2 separate regions of the Mus musculus genome follow, and region 1 is linked to region 2. A link is a loop called in an ENCODE intact Hi-C map of the cell type or tissue named here. Cell type or tissue: heart. All regions are shown on one strand. Each heading gives the region's core, and the rest is flanking DNA. Links, peaks and the distances in the headings are about the cores only.

Evidence for each region. Peaks named below come from ENCODE experiments on the same cell type or tissue, not always from the same donor. Only the 100,000 strongest peaks of a DNase experiment are listed, where the experiment ranks them.
Region 1: a loop joins it to region 2, with 2.2 times the contacts of the local background. A loop is called at or near these places in 1 of 42 quality-filtered maps.

The regions. Positions count from the first base shown.
Region 1 is chr5:64,575,562-64,586,061 of GRCm38, forward strand. No RefSeq gene overlaps it. Among named protein-coding and RNA genes, the nearest start is that of Gm3716, 30 kb to the right of the region's middle. In heart, for the core only: a CTCF peak has its summit at 6,075 (motif pointing right); DNase peaks (open chromatin) are centred at 5,430, 5,730 and 6,060; H3K27ac peaks cover 1,462 bases.
Region 2 is chr5:64,677,273-64,687,772 of GRCm38, forward strand. No RefSeq gene overlaps it. Among named protein-coding and RNA genes, the nearest start is that of Gm26761, 17 kb to the right of the region's middle. In heart, for the core only: a CTCF peak has its summit at 5,028 (motif pointing left); a DNase peak (open chromatin) is centred at 5,279; H3K27ac peaks cover 380 bases.

The DNA of each region.
Region 1 (10,500 bases), core at 4,748-7,247, 100 kb before region 2:
CACTCACAAACACCACACACACACACACACACACACACACACACACACACACAGAGAGAGGGTACTAAAGTCAAGAAATGGTAGCTAGTTTTCTCAGGTTTGTGATGGTAACATGATCACGTGGAAATGTGTCCCATGTTCTTGGGAGATGCAGGCTACGTTGCTGAAGCATTCTGGGCTGAGGTGTCTCTGGAACAGGCTTTCAAGTGGTCTAGGGGAAACTGGATTGATAAATTGGAACTTTCAATGTGGAAAAGTGTTAACGATTATTGAGTTTGGGTAGAGACTAACAGATGTGTACCAAAACATCTTTCAGGTTTTCTGGTGTAGCTTTTACGACTTTTGGGAGAGGGATAGAGATTGAAGAGACAATGATTGGTTACAGATCGTCCAGAGAAGGGAGGGAACCTGTCCAACACAAAGGCCTGTGGGGGATGACTTAAGACACTTAGCGGTGACCACACGGGGTTGGTTGCAGATGTTTTCTCAATAAAACAGAAATACAGACTAAAGAACTGGAGGGGAGATGGGATGGGAGACTTGGCAGGCATTCCGATAAAGTCAGCCCTGACAGCTGGAGGGGTAATAAATGCCTGGACTCCTCTGTAGAGTCTAGGAGAGCAGACTTGAGAAGCTGGAACAAGCATGGTCCTGTGATTTCTCTGGACACAGCTGGGACCAATCTGTCACATTTGAAACCCTCACTGCTCCGCTCACAAGTCATGGGACCTCAGGCAAGTTTCTTCACCTTTCTGACAGTTTCCTCTACTAACAACTCATGGAATTGCACATGGACAATAGAGAGGGCAGTGTATGTGTGATGTTCAATGCAAGGGTCGGTCTACGGTGAGCATCCAGCAAAGGTTGGTCTTACTTTCCTCTCTCAGGGAGAAGGGAGGATAGAAGAAAAGAGGGACTCATTTGCCACCCACTGCAACAGCGAAAACATCTCAAGCCACATCTCCGATAACTTTGTTTACAATTACATGTAAGTTCAGGGTTACTTAATTTCTCTCTTTTAAGTAAAATTGTGTGGCCCGGGGTTACCCAAGATGTTAATGAAGTTAAATGGCGAAGGCGATTATGCGGCAACATGGAAAATAAACAATTCGGTCTTTGCCTCAGCATTAGGCTCCCATGATGCTTCATCTTTGCCTGGGTAATTATCTCTCAACAGCAGACTCTTAGCCAGCAGCAAGGGATAATTCCATTAACATTCCCACCTAAACACAGTCTTCCGGGCTTTTCAGGGTCCCTGGGCCGCTGGCTACATCACGGGGGCCTCTTATCGTTCTGGAGTTAAAACAAGAAAGTAAAAATTATTCACTCACATTAATTCTTTTCTCCCCCCGAGCAAACCTCTGCACAATCTTGACTCATTGCTCCAACTCGTATTGCTGCCAAGAATACTATCTGTAGTGAGCCAGTGTGCTCAATTCATTATGGGTTGGAGGACCAGAGCATGGAGCGTCACCCATAAGCTGGGTTGCAACTGTCTGAGAAAGAGGAAAAGTGCCAGGGTGTGATGTGGCCTCTGGAAGGAGGAAGGAAGAGCCATGGGTTTTGGAAAATGTAAAATGCCAAGGTTGTGTCCTAGTCATGGAATCCAGGCTTGTATACACTCAGGCGAGCAGAGAGATACGGCTTATTAAACACACTGAACGGAGGGATTTCGGAAGACGGTTCACAAACCTTGACTCTTGAATAAGCGCTGTCTGCCTCAGGCTTAGTTTCCAGGCAGGCCTGTCAAGCAAGGCTCTGGGGCTGCTGAGTCCGGACAGAGAGTGAGAGTCCTTAGCACACGGGTGAGGAGCCTAGAGTTCTCCAGCACTTTCCCAGGCAGGGCTCAATTAGTGATGGCTGTACTATCCTCTCCCGTCCCCAAACACACAGCCCACTCCACATCACAGACGAGATCCCTTAAACCCAAAACGTGTGAAAAAACACATCTGACGTCCCACATCAGATATGGTGGAAAGGGAACCTGAATGCGTCTTCAGGATTGGAGGCTGGCTGTTCTTTGAAAGGAAGGAAGCTGTTTCTTTATCTGTTTTCTCACACAGTACAAGCTTCGGTTCCACAGTGTGAGGACTTATCTCCCAGCAGTGACTGGAGGTTAGGGTGTCTGGAGAACTCTTTTAATCCAGGATTGACCCCAAGGTGACCTTTCCCTTCCTTCCCACTATCTCTTAACTCATGAGTCTGGATTCTGGAGATTGGACTGGCTGACTGAGTGAGTGAGTTAACGAATGAATGAATGAATGAATGAATGAATGAATGAAGATGATAGCTCCATCTCTCACAAATCTAAATGCACAATAGACCCTCAGTGGAGGTTTTTTCAAAATTAAAAACAATAGTTACTTACCAGCTCTGTCAGCAGATTGATCCAGGAAAGAGGTCTGAGAGTTGACTTGAATTAGGTGTGAAGGTTGGTTGGAATTCAATTACCCATGACCCTCCGGTCTTTTCTGCCAGGCCATGATTTATAGAGGCTGGCTAACGAAGGTTGGGACCCATAACACTGCAATCAGCCTTTCTTTGGAAGATGAAGGTCCAGGAATTATCTAAGGGGCAGTCTCAGGCCTGATGACATTTCTTAGGTTGGAAATATCTTTGTGACTTGGCCCAAGAGCAGCCAGGCTCAGACTTGGACACAAATAGCAAGCACAATCAAGCTGCAGGAGTCCTCGCTCCTATTTTTCTTCACAATCACTCTGACCTAGTAGCCCTGCCTGACACACATAAATGATCTATGGGCTGTGGGTGGTTAGGGTCCTTGCTCATGGATATCTGGGGGCATCTACTCACTGAAAAGGCCAATGGAAAACCAGAAAATTGTATCAGTTAAAGTAGGCAAGGGATTCAACTCATCACCACCGTTTCCTTTTTTCTCCAATTTAGATTTTCCTTCTCAGTCTCACCTTAAGGTCTATCTGATCTTGTTACAGCCAGGCTTAATGGCCGTAGGAGTCTAAGACCCAGCTACATATTTTTCCCCATCACGTAACAACATTCTTGAGAGGCGGAGGAGGCTGAGGAGATGGTTGCACACATACATTCCTTGCTATGCAGCATTAGGATTGAGTTTACCGTTCCAGTATCCATGCAAAAGCGAGGTATGGCCGCACACATTTGGAATCCAAGCTCTGTTGAAGCAGAGACACCCAGAGATGGGGGTATCCTAGGGCTCGCTAGCCAGACAGCCTAGCTGGGTCAGGGAGCCCCAGGATCAGTGTGAGACCTTGTTTCAAAAAATAAGGTAGAGGGCAACTAAGGAAAGCCCCTGACATCAACCTTTGGCCTCCACACACTCCAGAATGAGTACACACACACACACACACACACACACACACAATTTTTTTTTTTGTTATTGTAGTTAATATCCCAGAAGGCGTCTTGAAACCATGGTGATAGTAACAGTTGCACAACTGTAATCCCTGCACTTGGGAGGCTGAGACAAGAGGATGCCAAGTTCAAAGCCAGCTGCTTCCATAGGGGGAATCTGTCTGATAACAAAACAACAACACACACACCACTACCACCACACACACACATACAGAGTTACTGGCTCATTTGATTGCTGTTACTGTTGCTGTTTGCACGCAGCATCTCTCCTGTGAGTGAGTGAGGTGAATCTGGACCCTGACCTGGCCACCCTTACTTTCAGAGCTCTGAGCAGGTCTGTAGCAGATCCCAATTTGCAAGGCTGGTGAAGGAACAGAGGGTAAGAAGTGATTCCTGCGTCTGCCCTTTGCCCCCTCCGAGGTCACATTGCTTAATGAATCTAGCTGAAAAAAAAAAAAAAACAGTTGAGTGTTGGGAGAGTCGCAGCATCCATGTGTCTTCATAAAGTACCTGTCTCTATACAACAGGCCACTTTCTTCTAATAAAAAGCTCATAAGACAGGCAACTGGACGTGTGGATCTCCAAGCTTACAGAATGAACTCGAACTTGAAAGAGATCCAGCCCATAACGACATTTATTATTTTTAGAGCATTACCTAGTCATTTTGATTAATTCTCTTAGAGTACTTTTCCCTCAAGCTCCCTAGGGGGAGGAGGGTGTGTTGGGGGGAGGGGGGAGGTCTAACGAGACTGTAAAAATACAAATTTAACCTCGGTGAGGAGTTGACATGTTTAGAACTGTAACATGGCAAATCATTGTGAAATCTTCTAATGGGTGCCCGTCCCCTGCCAAACAAGCCCAGCACCCAAAGCACACAAAGAAATCATTGAAAGACACTGGACCGTGTCCAAAAGGCCAGGGCTAATGTTTCACCTAATCTCCCTCCTGGTCTCTCCTGCCTACTGCCGGCCCCACCCACAGGATCCGCACTGGAGAGCTCCCCGCAGCTGCTCCGGGGCATTTACACCCTCTCACCCCACAGCAGCAGGAGGAAAACCATTATGAAGCCAGCAATATAAAAGGGGAAAGATGCGTGGAGGGGGGAGGTGGGAGCTGATGGAGGCAGCGCCTGTTTTCTGGCAGGGTTGCTATGCTTGGGGTGGGGCCAGGAAGAAGGCCCAAATGGGGCCAGAGGTGACCCTGGTTCACGTTTCCTAGGACACTGCAACTTAGGGTAGAAGTGCCTAGGAGCTGGTAACAACAGGGCTTGTTTTTTGTTTTGTTAAGTTCAATTTGTTTCCAACTCTTCTTATCTTGGCTCTGTCTTGGGCATCACAGACTCCAGAGCTTTGCAGGCACAGGGTGGGGTAGGGTGGGGCTGAGTCATTCTTTCTTTCTTTTCTCTTAAAGGGATAGGACTAGGGACGCCTCTTTGAATGCCTGTGGTTTGCTCAGATGTGATGGCAGTCCTTAGTAAAATACTCCGACCAGGCAAGAGTTCTTTTTTCTCTTTGAGGGAGGCTTTCACAGAGATGGCCACCAACAAATTCTAAGGGCAGAAAGGATGTTTGCTGGGAGGACTTTGGACCTGTAAGATAACCCTGATGTTAATCATTATTTCAGCTGGCCAGAGCTGGCCTTGAACTTCTGGACTTGCTAAGTTGAATATGAAGAAATAAATCCAGTCCGGTTGGTTGTAGTGGATGTTTTTAATTCCAGCACTCAGAGGCCGAGGCAGGCTGATCTCTGCAAATTCCAGGACAGCCAGAGCTACACAAAGAAACCCTGTCTTGAAAAGCCAAAAATAAAAAAAAAAATAAAATAAAATAAAATAAAGAAATAGATCCCTTTTAAAAATGAGCATTGATGTAAATGTGAACCTCAGGATTTGTCAAAATTTGTCTGGGAAAAGTATTATGCTTAATATAGGGGCTGTCCAGGTTTGGGAGTCACAGGCCCAGCTGGAATCTCAGCTCCATCATTTCCAGGCCTGTGGCTGTGGCCCATATCTACAGCCTCAGTTCCCCATCTCTAGTAAGGGCAGTGATAGCCTCTGGCTCCCCAAGAGTTCCTTCAGCTGCTCCGGCATCTCAACAGATGTGTATGGCTTGTGCACCCTCCTCCAATCCACAGAGGACATGTGCGCTTCAGCCAGCAAGGAACAAAGGAAAAAAAGTTCAGCCCCTTCCTTGCAGCTTTGTATGGATCGAGAAGTAGCTTCAAACACACAGGACCCAGACACCCTAAGGCTCTTTCTCTTGTTTACTTATTTTTTTATTTTATTTTTCCATTCCATAGCCCTCACTGTGTGATAAGCGCCTTCTGAGCGCTTGACAGAGGTTGACTCCGCCCACCTTTCACCAGTTGCCTATGAAATGCACAGTCTGGGGATTCTTGTTTTGCAGGGGAGGAAACAAACACAGCTTATGGTCCAGGGACATGGCACAAGGGTCTCACCAGTCAAGACTTGAACCCAGGCAACCTAAGCCCTTGTCTTTGTGGGGATTGTGGGCAACTGTTTATTTGGTGAGGGCAACCAAAGGTCTCTCTGTATGAGATACCCAGGCTAGCTCTGCACAGCCTAGAAAATATTATTACTGAAGTTGTCAAAGTCTTCACTGATAAACATTCATAGCCAGAACCTCGGACCAGAAGGACCAGATGAGGTCAGCGGAACAGAGAAGCTGGTTCCCAGCCCTGTGGCTCGCTGCCCATCGCTCCACTCCCACCAGGAGGCGGCTGCAGCCTCTTCTCTGGTCTCCCCCTCAGCCTTTTGGCTCAGTTGACTGTGAATTTGCTGATGGTTGCAGCCTGAGTAGGTGGAGGGTGGCGGGAAGGAGAAAACATCGAAGGAGTCAAGGATAAAGGAAACAACTGGTTTTTAAATTCCAGTGGTTATAAAATCAGTAGCTGGCCATGGCAGACATTGCAAAAGTGGCAGATTTCGATCCTGTTTCCCAGACTCTGTCTCCCCATCCACTTTCCAGCTAGGTATGGTCAGTCACAGGACCCAAATCAGGCCTTTTGTCCTTTCCCTCCACCCCACCCCACCTCCTAGCAGTCCTTCTTGTCCACTTCTTTCTTTGAATGTATGTGCAGTACTTGGTCATGCAGGGGTTAAAGACATATATAATAATAGGGGTGTAGGGATAAAAACGAAAATATGGCTAAGATCAAATGCAATGTGATAACAGGGGTGCAGGGATTCGATACAGATGTGATGACTGGGGTGCAGGGATTCGATACAGATGTGATGACTGGGGTGTAGGGATTCGATACAGATGTGATAACGGGTGCAGAAGCTGCCACATGTAAACCATGAAGGAAGAGCCAGGAAGCTCTCAGGCATCAGCTCTACAGTGCTGAGCTGTTGTGCCACGTGAGTTCAGAGTTTTGCTGTTTTCAGCTTAGGATGATCCTGTCATCAATACTCATAGAAAAGTCACGAGAAACAGGAAAAACAAGACGGGGGGGGGGGCGGGGGGGATATCACCTGTGATCCTATTACCCAGATGTTATTTCAAAATATATTTTTTCCATTTCCCCTCTTCTAATGTTTTTCAAAAATACAGAACAGAAGGTCCATTGGCAACTGACCCTTTTTTAGTGTGCTGTGGTCACTTTTCTGTATCAGTCACATCCATTACCCAGGTTTCTAAGAATTCTTTAACTCCAAGTATTAATAATAATCATTCAGTCATGTTTGTACATTCCTCTTTGTCTGATTATTTCCTTTGGATTACTAAAACTGCCATTACATGTTGGATTGCGTGTGTGTGTTTATGTATGTGTGTGTCCTCCCGTGTGCATATACTCAGCAGCTAGATCAGAGCATCTATCACTCTTCATCCTACAGCTCTCAGACAGGGTTTCTCCCTGGACCAGAAGCTCACCATATTAGCTAGACTTGGCTGGCCAGTGAGCTCTGGGGAATCTGCCCTTCTCTGCCCTTCAGCGCTGAGTTTACAGGCATGCACAGCTATGCGCAGCTTCTCTTGAGAGCACTGGGAATTTGAACTCAGGTCCTCATGTTTGCAGAGCAAGGGCTCTTGCCCACCAAGCCATCTCTCCAGCTCTAACAAAGTGTTACATATTAGGCTTTACATATTTAAGATAAAGCATCTTCCCGAAAGATCTCCTCAGACTTCTTCATGTCACTATCTACACTTTCAGTTGTCATCTTTGAAGAGATACTCATCAGCTCAATAATTAAAATCCCAGAGAAACTGACTTCATAACTGAACTACATAATTTGGCATTTCTCTATAATATGTGCCCTTTCCAACTCAACCAACTGCTCACCACGTGCTCACACCGGCTAGGTTAGCTTATGTTAGCTCTTAGCTTGTGTTAGCTCTTTCCATACGTGCAAACCACTATCTTTTTGTTATATATGAAAAGTGCATCTTTGCGAGGAGGGGATGAGGTAAGTAACTTGCCTAAGGTCACACAACTCGTTGGTGACCAGACTAGACTTTGTAATTAGATCTGCAGGACTCTAGAGCAGAGATGAAAGAGAAGGAGGAGGGAGGGACAGAAAGAGGGAAAGAGAGTCCTCAGCTGGAAGTGCTGTGAAGTTCTCTACGTTTCAGGTAACTTATCCAGGGACCAACAGCAAAGATTCTCACAAGGTAACTGAAGGATGCAGCTATGGAGTAGTTGAGGAGGGGACCATCCAAGTCCAGTCTGTTGTACGCTGCCAACAGATACTCATGGAGAAATTTTGTCTTCCTAGGCCTGGAGGGGCAGACTGAAGTTTACCGTTGAGAACCCGGTGAGATCTGTAGCCATGGAAATGCGGTGGCTACAGTCACAGCCCTTGCCAAACCCAGGCGAACCTGTGACACTATCACTTCTAGCCCTACCTGCTGTTGGCAACTTCCAACCATAATGAAATGAAGAAATGAAAGGCTGGGACCCATCACCCACAGAAGTCTAGGACACACAGAAAGGGGGAGAAGGCTAGTGAGTGACCCTACAGAGGCCATCAGAAGAGTGGGACAGAAGCATCCTGTATCAGCTTCTGACTCACTATAAACCCAGATGCAGCACGTTCAAGGCTGCTATCAGGTTAAATGCAGCTATAAGTAAAGAACCCAGTAGAGTTCAATACACACACAGACATACACACACATAATCATACACATACATATATACTCACACAAACATATACATACACACAGACACACACATTCTCACACATAGACACACACACTTATACATACAATGTGTTTATAATTGCTTATAATACCTAATGTCATGAAATTACTTGTTACAAATTTTAGGGAATGATGACAAGAATAAGAATGTTTATTAAAAGAAATACTTTAAGTCTGTGGTTGTTTGGAGGGCCAGATGTACTACAGCAGAGAGCATAGAAACTGAGCTCTGGACCAGACTACCTGCCTTCTTCCAAAACACCCAAGACAATACCCAGCCTATGTGGCTGCCAGAAATGTTGGTTCTTGTTAGTATTATTCCTTCTATGCCTGTCAGCACAAAAAGATGTTCTGGAAGAAGTCACTGTCTTCCCTCCACAATGGAAGCCAACACTGGTGTCTCCTGCAGAGACATCTGGCCTTGGCTCCTGTTTCATCATTTGCTCTATCTGATTGGATGACACCAATTCAGAGAAAGAAACAAGGAGAGAGAGAGAGAAAGAGAGAGAGAGAGAGAGAGAGAGAGAGAGAGAGAGAGAGAGAGAGAGAGAGAGAACAATTCGTGGTATGTGAATCTCATAAGTAAACTGTAAGAGAAACTACATCTCAGAATTAGTGGTGCACAGCCCCCTGCTGAAGTCCTATGATGATGGTAGGTAGAGAGGTGGGTGGGTGATCTGGTTATACAAGGTTTCAACTGCAGAACAGGACCATGTTACCAATTACAACTTTCCTGTCAGCTAAATGCAGAATCTCCCATTCATTCCATAATGGAGAGAGACAGAGCCAGAAACAGACAGATGACACACTGACTACAGGACGTAAAAACATATGCATTGTATCAAATCAGTGGAACATATATTCAACAATATACTCCATCAGTTTATGGCCCCTAAAACTTAACACCCCCATACAATACAATTCTGACCTAACACGGTTAATACACACACACACACACAATGCTACAGTTACTTACCTGCTAGAATGAACACAGACTTTCCTGTACTAAAGTCTTAATTTCTCATCAGAACACTGGCCGGAAAAAAAACAATCTAGAAAAAGAAAATGATATTGAACATAGTCTTTCCAGCCCATTGACTGTTGAAGGTGCTTTATGGGTGGCATCACTGTATTCAATCTTCACTAAGTGTATGTTTTGCCAACAGCTTGCAGGAAGCCATCCTCTGCTCTTGTGTTACACATGCCCAGGGAATTAGAATTGCCCCAGTATCAACCTGGACTGTCTGGTTTCCAGTCATGTGATATCAGAACTGATACGTAGCCTCTCCTGGCCAATGAGGAATAAATAGACTAGTGCATAGACTCCGGGGGGTGGGGTGGGGGGGAGGAATGGTACCTAGAATCACGGCTTCTTTGTGCCTTCTATCATTGGTTATTAGAATCGCTCAAGGAGTCTTAAATCGGCCCTTCCTCTAGAGATTTTGATTTAATTGGCCCAGGGTGTAGCCTGGCCACAGACACAGGATTTTTAAAAGCTCCCTTGGTGAATCTAAAGTGCAGTGGAGGTTAAAAACCACTTGTCTTAATTGAATCAGCCTGTGTCACACAGGAGGCTAGTGAGTATCAGAGAGACTGCTGCAGGTCATACAAAGCAGTTATCAGAAGTAGGAATTCTGAGAGTGCCATCACCATCTGCTGCTGTTAGGGGGAAGGGTATCCAGAAGTTTGAGCATCTCAGCCCACCAAATGTCTATCAAGTTCCAAAGCATGAGGTTAAAGGAAGGAGGGAAGGTCGGACTGGTGGTTTATGCTTAAAAAGGGAACCATGTTGGAGAAACCAGTTCTTCATCAAGAAAATGGGTTGGGAGACTACAGAGATGGCTCAGTGATATGAGCACTACTGCTTTTGCAGAGGACCCAGGTTTGGTTCCGAGCACCCATATGGTGTTTGACAACCATCTATAAATCCAGTTCCAGGGGACCCAATGCCTTTTTCTGACTTTCTTATACATGGATGCATGAGTGAGGGAGA
Region 2 (10,500 bases), core at 3,490-5,989:
AGTTCCATCAGAGCGAAGGGTCCAGGTTTCAGAGATTTCCAAAGTCCAAGTGAGGAGATACGGGGCACTGGAAATAGCTAGGCTAGCTTTCAGTCATGTGTGCCCCATGCCTTACCCCGATGTTGAGTCAGCGGTCCTCAGACCACAGAAAGGTCAGGCCTATCTGCCAAAGTGAAAGTGCTAAATTATATTGAAACTGTCAGAGAAAAATAAAATAAAATAAAATAAACCAACCCCGCCCCCCCATCTCTAAGCATTGTCTCTGAATGTCATGTTTTTTATCTAGAATTACTGTAAACTCATTTTAGAATGGTGTAGGCCTGCGGTATTCTGAGCAACTTACTCTTCCACTTAATTCAACCTAACCACACTTACTCCCAGGCCTTGCCCTAGCCTTGCCCCATCCCCCAGGTCTCCTGAGGGCCCCTTCCATTTGCAAGCCCTGACTTGAGCACCTCCAAGCAGGTTCCCTTGTAAGGAGCTTGGGATAGAAGCAGGATGGGAGAAGTCTGGTCATCCAGTCATAAATCTCATCAGAGGAGACAGGCACAACTTGGTTTCCTAGGTCCCCTTGGGGACCTTCTGCCCTCACTGTGTATTGGGGATGGACAATGAGGTCTGTGTTCAAATTCGGCCTCGACCATGGCCTCTGATTAGCCCTGGAGACTCTAATAAATTATGATCGTATCTATAAAGTATGAGAACCAATCCTCCCTCGCAAGACTGTAGGCAAGAATGGAGCTCACGCTGTGCATGGTGGCATACGCCTCTAATCCCAGCACTTGGGAGGCAGAGGCAGGTAGATTTCTGAGTTCAAGGCCAGCCTGGTCTACAGAGTGAGTTCCAGGACAGCCAGGGCTACACAGAGAAACCCTGTCTTGAAAAAAAAAAAAAGAGAGAGAGAGAGAGAAAGAAAAAAAAAGAAGAATGGAGCTCACACGTGTCAATTCATCTGAGGAAGGGCAGAAAGTCACAAATGGCACCTTTCTCATGCTTCCATCTCCGCAACTCCCAACACACCCTGTCCAACAATCCAGGCCCACATCCAGTCTGCCTCTCTCCCTCTAGCACAGCATCTTTACCAGCCCTGGGCTTGTCTCCTCTCCATGATGAGTAGATTCTCCTCCTCAGGTCAGAGCTCACTAGCAACCCCCGACTGTGATGCACTGCCCCACTGTCTAGTGTATTGGATGACTCCCAATTACTGGATTATACTGTGAATGCCAGCTGGGGCCCGCATTGGTGTAGACTTGGCCCGATCATGTCCTATCCTCTGAACATGTGCTGAGGACCACTGGCCTCCATCTTCAAGCCAGGCCTCTGTAATGAGAGCATCGCTGCTTACTCTCCAGCCCCAGTGAGCCTCAGATCTTATCTCATCTCCTTCCCAGTCCATTCCCTACCACACTCTGCAGCTTCCCACTCTTATTCCTGGAACATTTGTATTCAAGACCCTCCAGGATGGCTAGTTTTCAAAGAACCAAAACTCCAAAACCATACTTACAGCTTAACTGCATTAAGTCAAGCTGCTCTTTGCCACCTCAAAGGCTTCTCAAGCCTTCACAGGGCCTCAGCATCTGCTTCCTCCCTACTGAACCTTCTGGAAGGAAGACTGTATATCAGATAGTTAGGGGACTGACCTTAGTGATGCTGATCCCAGGAGACACCCTGAACATCCTGCCATCTGTGTCACTCTCTTCACTTTAGTTTCCTTCTCTGAGAAGAATAGAATTAGCCGGTCATGGTGGCGTGCACCTTTGATTCCAGCACTCAGGAGGCAGAGACAGGCAGATCTTTGTGAGCAAAAGAGCTGGTTCCAGGACAGCCAGGACTCTGTTACACAGAGGGAAACCCTGTCTTGAAAATGACACAGAATTTATACTTAGCCCCATGAAAGTTCTGAGGGCTAACAAGCACATACATGTTCAAGGATTGTCTTAGTTTAAAGCTTTCCAATACCAGCTTGGCATTTTCATGAATGCTTAGTGCTCCATCCTCAAGGCAGAGGGGCTGCTGCTTCACTCTTCTGATGTCTGTAGTCTGGATTACCTCATAGCCTTCTCACTTTTAAAACTTTGAAAACAGGTCTCACTATGGAGCCTTGTTGTCCTTGAACTCCCAGAGAGCCTCCTGCCTCGGCTTTCTGAGTGCTAGGATTAAAGGCATGTACCACCCCACACCCAGCAGTCCTCATAAACATTTTAAATTTTATTTTATTATTATTACTTTCATTGTTGTTATTTTGAGACAGGGTTTCATTATGTATCTCTGACTGCCCTGGAATTCACTATCTGTGTAGCCTTGGCTAGCCTTGAACTCACTGAGATCCACCTGCCTCTGCCCCAACCACTAAGAGCTGGAATTAAAGGCATGAGACACCATGCCCTGCTCCTGCATAGACTTTTAACTCTCAAGCCAGGCACTGTATCTGGTTCCTCCATGGAGCTGGGTAAGCCCCAGCCTGGTGCTTAGCCAAAGCAGACCTTGAGTTTATATTTCCATCATGCATGCTACTTGATAGCCACAATTGACCATCTATAAACTTGAATGTCTCTGAGGGACAAATGAGGGCAACATGGCAGGAGCTACATTAAGTAGGAAAGCCTGTTCCTTCTTCTCCTTCCTATAGCAAGACCTTAAGACAGGGTGAAGACAGGCCAACAAATGCAGGGCAGTCAGTGAAACCCAAGGAGCGTCCTAATTCCGAAAAGACTGTTTGGAAAGAGAGCTTCGTTCTCTTAAGCATCCACCGCTTCTACAGGCGCTTATTAATATACCATGTCCCAGATGTTCTTGATACTGAAGAGGCAAAGCCAGGCCCGTGGAGAACTCTAAAATCCCAGAAAAACAAACAAGGAAGTAGATGATACTCGCCCAGCCACCAGGACACAGGAAGTCGGCCACTGTGAGAATGCACAGGGTGGATAGCGCTGACCGTGCAGGACGCAGGGTGCGGGGGTGACGGAGCTCCGGGAAGGCAGAGTTCAGCTTCCTTAAAGATGGCCAGGCCTTAAGTAGAGAAATGAAGAGAGAGTGGTGGGCAAGGAGAAGGAGCTATTACAAGGACAAAGACAGTCACACACAGAGATAAAAGAACGGTGAGCTTAGGGGCTCTGGGCGTGGCTTCCACATTCTTCCCCCACCTCCACCCCACCCCCATCCCCACTCGTCCCTCAGTGGAGTGGCTTTCTTGGCAGAATTGAGTTCCTGGAAAGACAGGTGGGAGGTGGTGTGAAACCTTTCCCACGCCTGCTTTAGAACCGGGGAAGCCAGTCTGGAATCGGGGAAGTTGCAGAGAAGAGATCAGGCCAGCCAGACCTTGTTCTGGCCCTTCCTGATGCACAGTAGTGAGAACGAAAATGAGCCTGTCACATGTTCTAGAGGCTCTGGGACCCACTGCATTAGAATCCACAGTTGACCCTTCCTCCCTAAAATAAACTGCCTTCTCCATGTGACCAAAGATGGTAAAGACAGGGAGCTGAAGAGAGGACCCATTCAATAGTTAAGAGAACTTGAGACTCTTTCAGAGGATCTGGGTTCGATTCCCAGCACCCACACATGGCAGCTCACAAATGTCTGCAACTCCAGTTCCAGGAGGTGTGGCAACCTCTTCTGGTCTCAGCAGGTACCAAGCATGCATGTGTCATAAAGACAAACATGCAGGCAAAGGACCCATACACATAAAAATAAGTACATAAATAAATAAATACTAAATAAATAAACAAATAGATGCTAAAGACAGCCATTGCCCTACTAGACATGATGGTGATAACTCAAAGATCCTTTTAAAAAAAAGACTCCCTTGTATAGACTGAGTGCATCTGTCCTCCATGACCCCCCAAATACACAGACTGAAATCCTGATCCCAGAGGTTACAGTATTAGGAGTGATTGAATCATGATAGTACAGCCTTCTAAATGAAGCCCAAAGGAGGCACTGCCATCTCTCCCACCAGGAAAAGACCCAGGGAGAATGTCCCACCTGTGAGGAGGAGGCTGACATCATCAGCCCAACCGATGCCTGGCTCTTCCTGAGCATCTCAGAATGTGAGAAATACGCTGGTTGGGTCGTAGCCACCCAGACCGTGTGGTTTTTACAGCGGTGGTGGTTGCTTTGTTTGTTTTGTTTTAGACAAGATCTTGTTATGTAACCTGGGTTAGCTTCCAACTTGTGATCCCCCTGCTTCAACCTTCTAGCTTTCTTGCATCCACTCCCCAAGGGCTAGGATTGGGCACCCCTCATTCCCAACTTACACTCTCAGTGAGAGCTAAGACTAAGTAAACCATTCCAGATACACACTTGGTTATGGTCACATAAAATGCAATTTTTAATGAAAACCTATCTCACAGAACAGACAGCACACAATTCTTTCAAAGATTGCCTTGTTTTTATTTATTTATTTTACACTTATGTTTATTTGGTATGTGTGTTGGGGGGGGCATGTGGGTTCTGTGGAACATGTGTGGAGGTCAGAGGACAGTTTGTGGGAGTCCGTTCTCTCCTCTCACTCTGTGGACTCAAACTCAGGTCATCTCCAGATTGCTGTGGTGGCTCACACTTGTAATCCCAGCACATGGGAAACAGAAGCTTGTGGATCACTGTGAAGTCAAGGTCAGCCCGTGCCACAGAGACTTCCAAGACAGCCTGAAGACACCCTTCCTCTCAAGTAAACAAACAAACAAACAAACTCACTTGTCAGCTTCTTTACTCAACGGGTGATCTTTCTGACCCACCTTTTGATTCAATATACTACAAGAACTAATGCGTGTATAAATAGAATATAAACAATATGTTATGTACACTAATTCATTTCCCAGTCCACTTATCAGCTGCATAATATCTGAGGCCCAGTACAGAATGAAGCTATGTGGGGGGTTCCTTGTCCAAAACATAAGCATTTTCTAGACAGAAACACTGAACTAGACATTGAGCCCACCTTCCTGCACATGTTGGCGATCCGGCTCATCGGCCCAAAAGGCTGTCCCCAAGCCTGCCAAACTGATGCGGTCTGTGCCCTCCCTCTGCAGGTTACAGCAGACAGGAAGAAAGGGAACAACATTCTCTCTGACATTTGATGGGGACTGAGATAGGTCCTGGGTCATCTAGAAGCCACCTTATCTCCGAGGTCAGCAGGGACTTGCCTAAGGAAATGACCTAGAAGCCGAGGGCCGGAGCGTGATACAGATCTGGCAGGCACAGCTTAGGAGGGAAAGTACTTTAGGCCCAAGGAAGACAATGTACAAAGGTTGGAGAAGAGCCTGAAGGGTGGGTGGTGCACCTGAAGAGACCACAGGATGGGGTTTGGCAGCTGTCCAAAAGAGCCATGGTAGGGGCAGTTCGGGGAAGACAGCCATCAAGATTAGGGCCGGCCTTGGAGGAAGGTTGGATTTTATCCTAAAGACAACTAGAAGCTCTTAATGGGTTTCTTGGCCCCATCCCAGCTGCATAGTGAGCCAGGATGGGTATCAACAGCTTTATCAGAGGAGGAAAACGGAGCAGCTACCCTTCCTGGTTCCAGACCAAGAGTAAAAGAGAACTGCAGCAAGATGGCCTGTGGAGCAGCTCAAGCAGGAAGTCCTGCTGGGCTGAGTCCTTCAGCCTTACAAGGCCACGGACCCACAGATCTAGCACAGGAGAACCACTACTCAGCAGGAGGCCAGGAGACCATCAGAGAGGCAGATCATCACCCAGACCCTGTACTCAGTGATGCAGGCTCAGCAACAGGGGATGTGGCACATGGCTGTCTTCTGTGACGCCTCCAAGGGCTTACACCACACCATCGTGCCTACCGGGGATCTTGTATTTGTAACTTGCCCTTCTTACCAGATAGCCAGTGTGACCTGAGACTCAGAACTACATCTTGCCAGGACTGGTGTTGCATGTCTTTGATACCAATACTCAGGAGGCAGAGGCAGGCAGATCTCTATGGTCCTGATTTACAAAGTGAATCTGGGTCAGCCAGGGCTTGTTACACAGAGAAACCAACCCTGCCTCAAAAAACCAAGAACCAACAAGCAAATAAAAAAACCTATGTCTTACTTGTTTTTTGTTTTTAATTCTAGGTCTTTACAAGGGAAACCATATACATAGTTAAATGTGTCCCCCAAAGCTCATGCTGCTGAAAACCTGGAAATCCACATAGTAGTGATATCTGGGGACAAGTCTCTTGGGAAGTGATCAGACTTAGATGAAGCCATAAGGCAGGATCCCTGTGCTGGGACCAGTGGCTTTATAAGAAGAGGAAGAGCCCCACCCCCAGCCCCCGCATCCTAGCTACTCGTATATGTTCCTCTTGATACAACAAGAAAGCCCTTTCCAGATGCAGCCTCTAGCCTTGGTCTCCACCCTGCCACAGCAGATAGTTTCCTACTGAAAGACTACACTTCCCAGCTTCCCTTTCGTGCAGACTACAGAAGTCTTTTCTATCTCAACAAGGGGCTGCATCCCATCTCCTCTGTAGGCATTTTGGCTATCCGCATGTGTGAATGACAAAGGTACCCTGTTGTCCCACCTAATGTCAGCACAAGCCTTTCTTTCTGTTTTGTGTCTCTCCACAACTGCTTGAATAATCTAAAAACCCTGAGAACTAAATTTCACTTCTAAGTTGCTTGGCCTGTGCTATTCTGTCACGCCCACAGAAAACTAAGAAGACTAAGCCCTCATAAATATAGTGGTAACTATAAATATAGTTTAATTACATGAGTAAATTATACCACCTAGAGTTGTACCTAAGATGTGCTATACATTGCCATCTGCAGAAGGGAGGGTTCATTCACAGCGACTGTGGGTGATTTCTATAAAGACAAAAATGTTTGACTTCAATGCTGTCGGCTCTAAAATATATCTATGAAGCCCATTGGTTTTCTAGTTTAAGACTTACCTGGAAATGATTAAATCTCTGTCCTTTTGGTTGAAATATGCTTAGGAAGCAGGACGTAATGTTTAGGCTTTTATCTCCCACAGGGCCTGACATACAGTACGTGGCTCATTATTCAGTGACTGTGTAGACCACACCCATATACACACCAACCCATGCACATTTCTGTGCTACTAAAGGTTTTCTATGGGCACAGATTCAATAGTTTGTTTAAACGTTCAATAGAAGTACATAACAGTTCACACACAACAATACATATCAAAGCGTGTGAGTTTGTACTCGTCAGACATCAAAACCCACAAGGTGGCTGATAATCAACACCGACTGTCTGGGAGAGGCTTGCAGTGTTGAATTGAACAGAACTCAGGAAGGAAGTAGCTTGTTTGGCTACCTATCTCCAAGCTAGAAAGAAATAGAAGAAGGTTTAGATAAAAGGTTGTAACTGTAAAATCAATTCAGAGAGGAAACATCCCAGAAGTGATTCTCAAGAAGTTTGGCTTCATGGTGTGACATCCGAGAAAAAGCTGGGCGAATAGAAAAGCTGCTCCACTCCACAGTACTACTTAGCAGCCAGAGGGAGAGCACAGAGTGAGCCACCTGTCTCTGGAGAAAGCGCCCCTATACCTCACTGGGCTTTTTCCTCAGTGCTGTTCATAGCCAGTCCTTGCACTTGGTAGAAAGCGGGTGCCATTTTCTCTACAACCACAGATGGCCTAAAATCCTAGCTCCCTCTGAAGTCTCTTCTACTTCCCCTTTGTCTGTGAGGCCCACTAGAGAACCCCAGATTCTTCCTGATGACCCCTCTCCAACTCTCAACCTGGTAACTTCCTCTATACCTCCATTCACTTAATTTCTTCCAGACATGTTTCAAATACAAATTCCCATAGCTAGGAGTGAGCTGCTAGTGACTACTGTGTTGAGCAACGCAACACTAGAGGCTCCATTTCTGACTATGAGTGGACCCGTAGACTTCATTGCAGTGTTCTCTTATTCATCCTATCTTGCTCCTTTGCCCTTGCTATTCAGCTTGCTCTCATTTTCACTACCACAGTAAAGAAAAGCACAGCGAAGACATCTTCTGCTAGACTGACTGGTGTGTGTGACTTCATTTCTTTTGGTTTATCTGCTAGATTTCTGCAAAGGAAATTCCTACTGGATAGGGTAGTGCATAGATCTTCCTCAAGGCCCTCCAGGCGACTCGCCCATCTTCTTTCCCCTCATCCTCCATAAGAAGTCTGTTGAGGCCAGACTTTCCACTGCTTCATCCTGTGGGGAGCCTCTCAGGCCCTCCCGCTACCTCCCTTTCTTCTGTGTGCAGCTCTTCCGGCTCCCTCCTCTCATCCTGCCTTTATCTTTTTTTCATTATCCTTAAAAACAGAGACACAGGTCATTTTGGCTTAAGGGATTTCCTAGATAGAAAGGAAAGCACAAGGACTTCTGAAAGTTCAGAGTTGACACAGTCCAGAGTGCTAATAAGAAAATCATGAGTTCAAAGCCAGCTCGGATTAAGTGGCAAATTCTAGCTTTGGTTATATGAAAAGACAAACAAAAAACCTGATAGAAAAGAGGAGCAGACCACTCCCCAGACTGATCTGATAGCGGGGGCTAGCATGAAACCCAAGACAGAACAATACTCAGAAGAGGAGGTAGAGGAATAAGGAACTGACCACCAGATTATCTGACACAAGCTAAAGGGCCTTTGAAAATCAAGTAAGCACAAACAGAGTAAAGAGAACACTAGGCAGACAACACGGACCCAAAACAGCCCAATGCAGCCACTGGCTCAGAGAGGCCCTGATCAAAGCCAAAGTCAAGATGCTTTCTGAATTCTTTCCCATAGTTACAGTCATATGGCAAAGCAGCCTGCTACGATGGCCCATGGTTGCCAATAGTGCTTATAGTATGAGAACTCTCACCAAACCAACCCCAGAGTCCACAGGTCCTGATGGTTTTCAATTGTATTGTATTTTTTTCCTCCATAGCTCGGTTGGAGAGCCCTGCGGCGTTTCTTCCACGAGGTTCCTAGATGGTGAGGCAGCCCAGAGAAATCCCATCTTACAAAGAAGAATGTCTGCAACAGATCCCCTCTTTCATACCCTGTCCAGACTGAGTGTCAATTGTTATGTCTACCAACAGTTTTGCAGAAAAGGGAAGGAGGGTGCGGGAGAGCTCAGCTGTCGGCTACCACTTGATCAAGCCATTTGAGCTTTGCTGCTGTCAGCTTTCTTATTTATAAAATGAGAATGCTGGAAAGGATAAGCCATTTTTAAACCTGACTTTGAGGAGGCGAGAGATTTTTCAAACCTCACTTGACAGCATGTACTTTTGCCATCTTTTTTTTTTTTCTCATAAGAACAATGTGCTCAATCAACGGAGAGGACAGATGAAGGTAGAGGTGTTCAGACTGAACGGGGGTGGAGGCTGTAGCATCATTTGCCCTTGCCACACCTTCCCTTGGCCATCCCAAAGCACCTCCAGAGAGGCTGGAGCTATCTGGAAAGAGACTAAGACTCTCCATTAGAAGTTTCCTTCCAGCCCAGCTTTTAGGGATGCTCTATGTAAGATTTTGGTTAATGCTCTAGGTAAGATCCCTGCTCCAAAGTGGCCTCAGTTTCAGGATGGTGACATCAAGTTGGAATTAACCTGTAAACTTCTTTCCTGGTGGCTATTTTTCATAGTGCTGGGATGTGCTACATAGCCTGCTGAAGGGGAAAACAAAAAGGCATCAGTGGTCTTATCCACTGGTGAATCCTGGATGTTTAATACCAAAGTGCCGCTGGTGTAATAGTGGCATGAAGGTTATACAGGTAACCAACCGCTTTCTGATTAGCTCCTGAGGCTTGTTCTACAGGAGAGAAGGCATGCTAGTACTATAAACCTGGCAGAAGCCCATGGCTTTAAAGGTCATAGGCCCTAGGAGGGAGTCTACTACTGTTGTAGTTATCAAACTACCTTCTAAATATTTAAATTCTTGTATTTATACCCACAGATTGGGCAGCTTGCCCCTGGCCAGAAGAGCTTCTTTCTGCCATACATAGGAATTGATACAGAGACTCATAACTGGTCAAGGGGCTGAGCAAAAGTATTACTGTTGAGTGCTCACCCCTAAATCATACAGCTATAGCTATTACACACACACACACACACACACACACACACACACACACACACACACACACACGTCCCAGAGAACTTCATGGAAAAGGGGGAAGAAAGAATGAAAGAGCTGGAGCATGAGGAAGAGCACTGTGAAATGATGGTCAGAGCGTCGTGCACTCTACGCTCCAGACCTCCATGGGCTTCCTTGCCATACGCCTGCCCCCGCCCCCTGGCATCCCTGTTTATGTCAGATACTTTGTTATGGGGACAAGAAATCTATATAGTGCCCCCTTCCCAGTCCAAACTCAAGATATCATTGGGCGACTTCTGATGACGTGTCTTTGGGTGCCAGCCCTGCCTGCCGCTCAGGCCTTCGTCCCAATGATGTCAGACTTGGAGATGTTACAGATCCTCTGAGTGACAGAAGGAAGGAAGCATAGACAAGCGAGGAAAGCTCTTGCCTGGAAACCAGAGGCACATGCCTTCCAATCTGAGTGCCTACACTTTCCAGATGTGTGACCCTG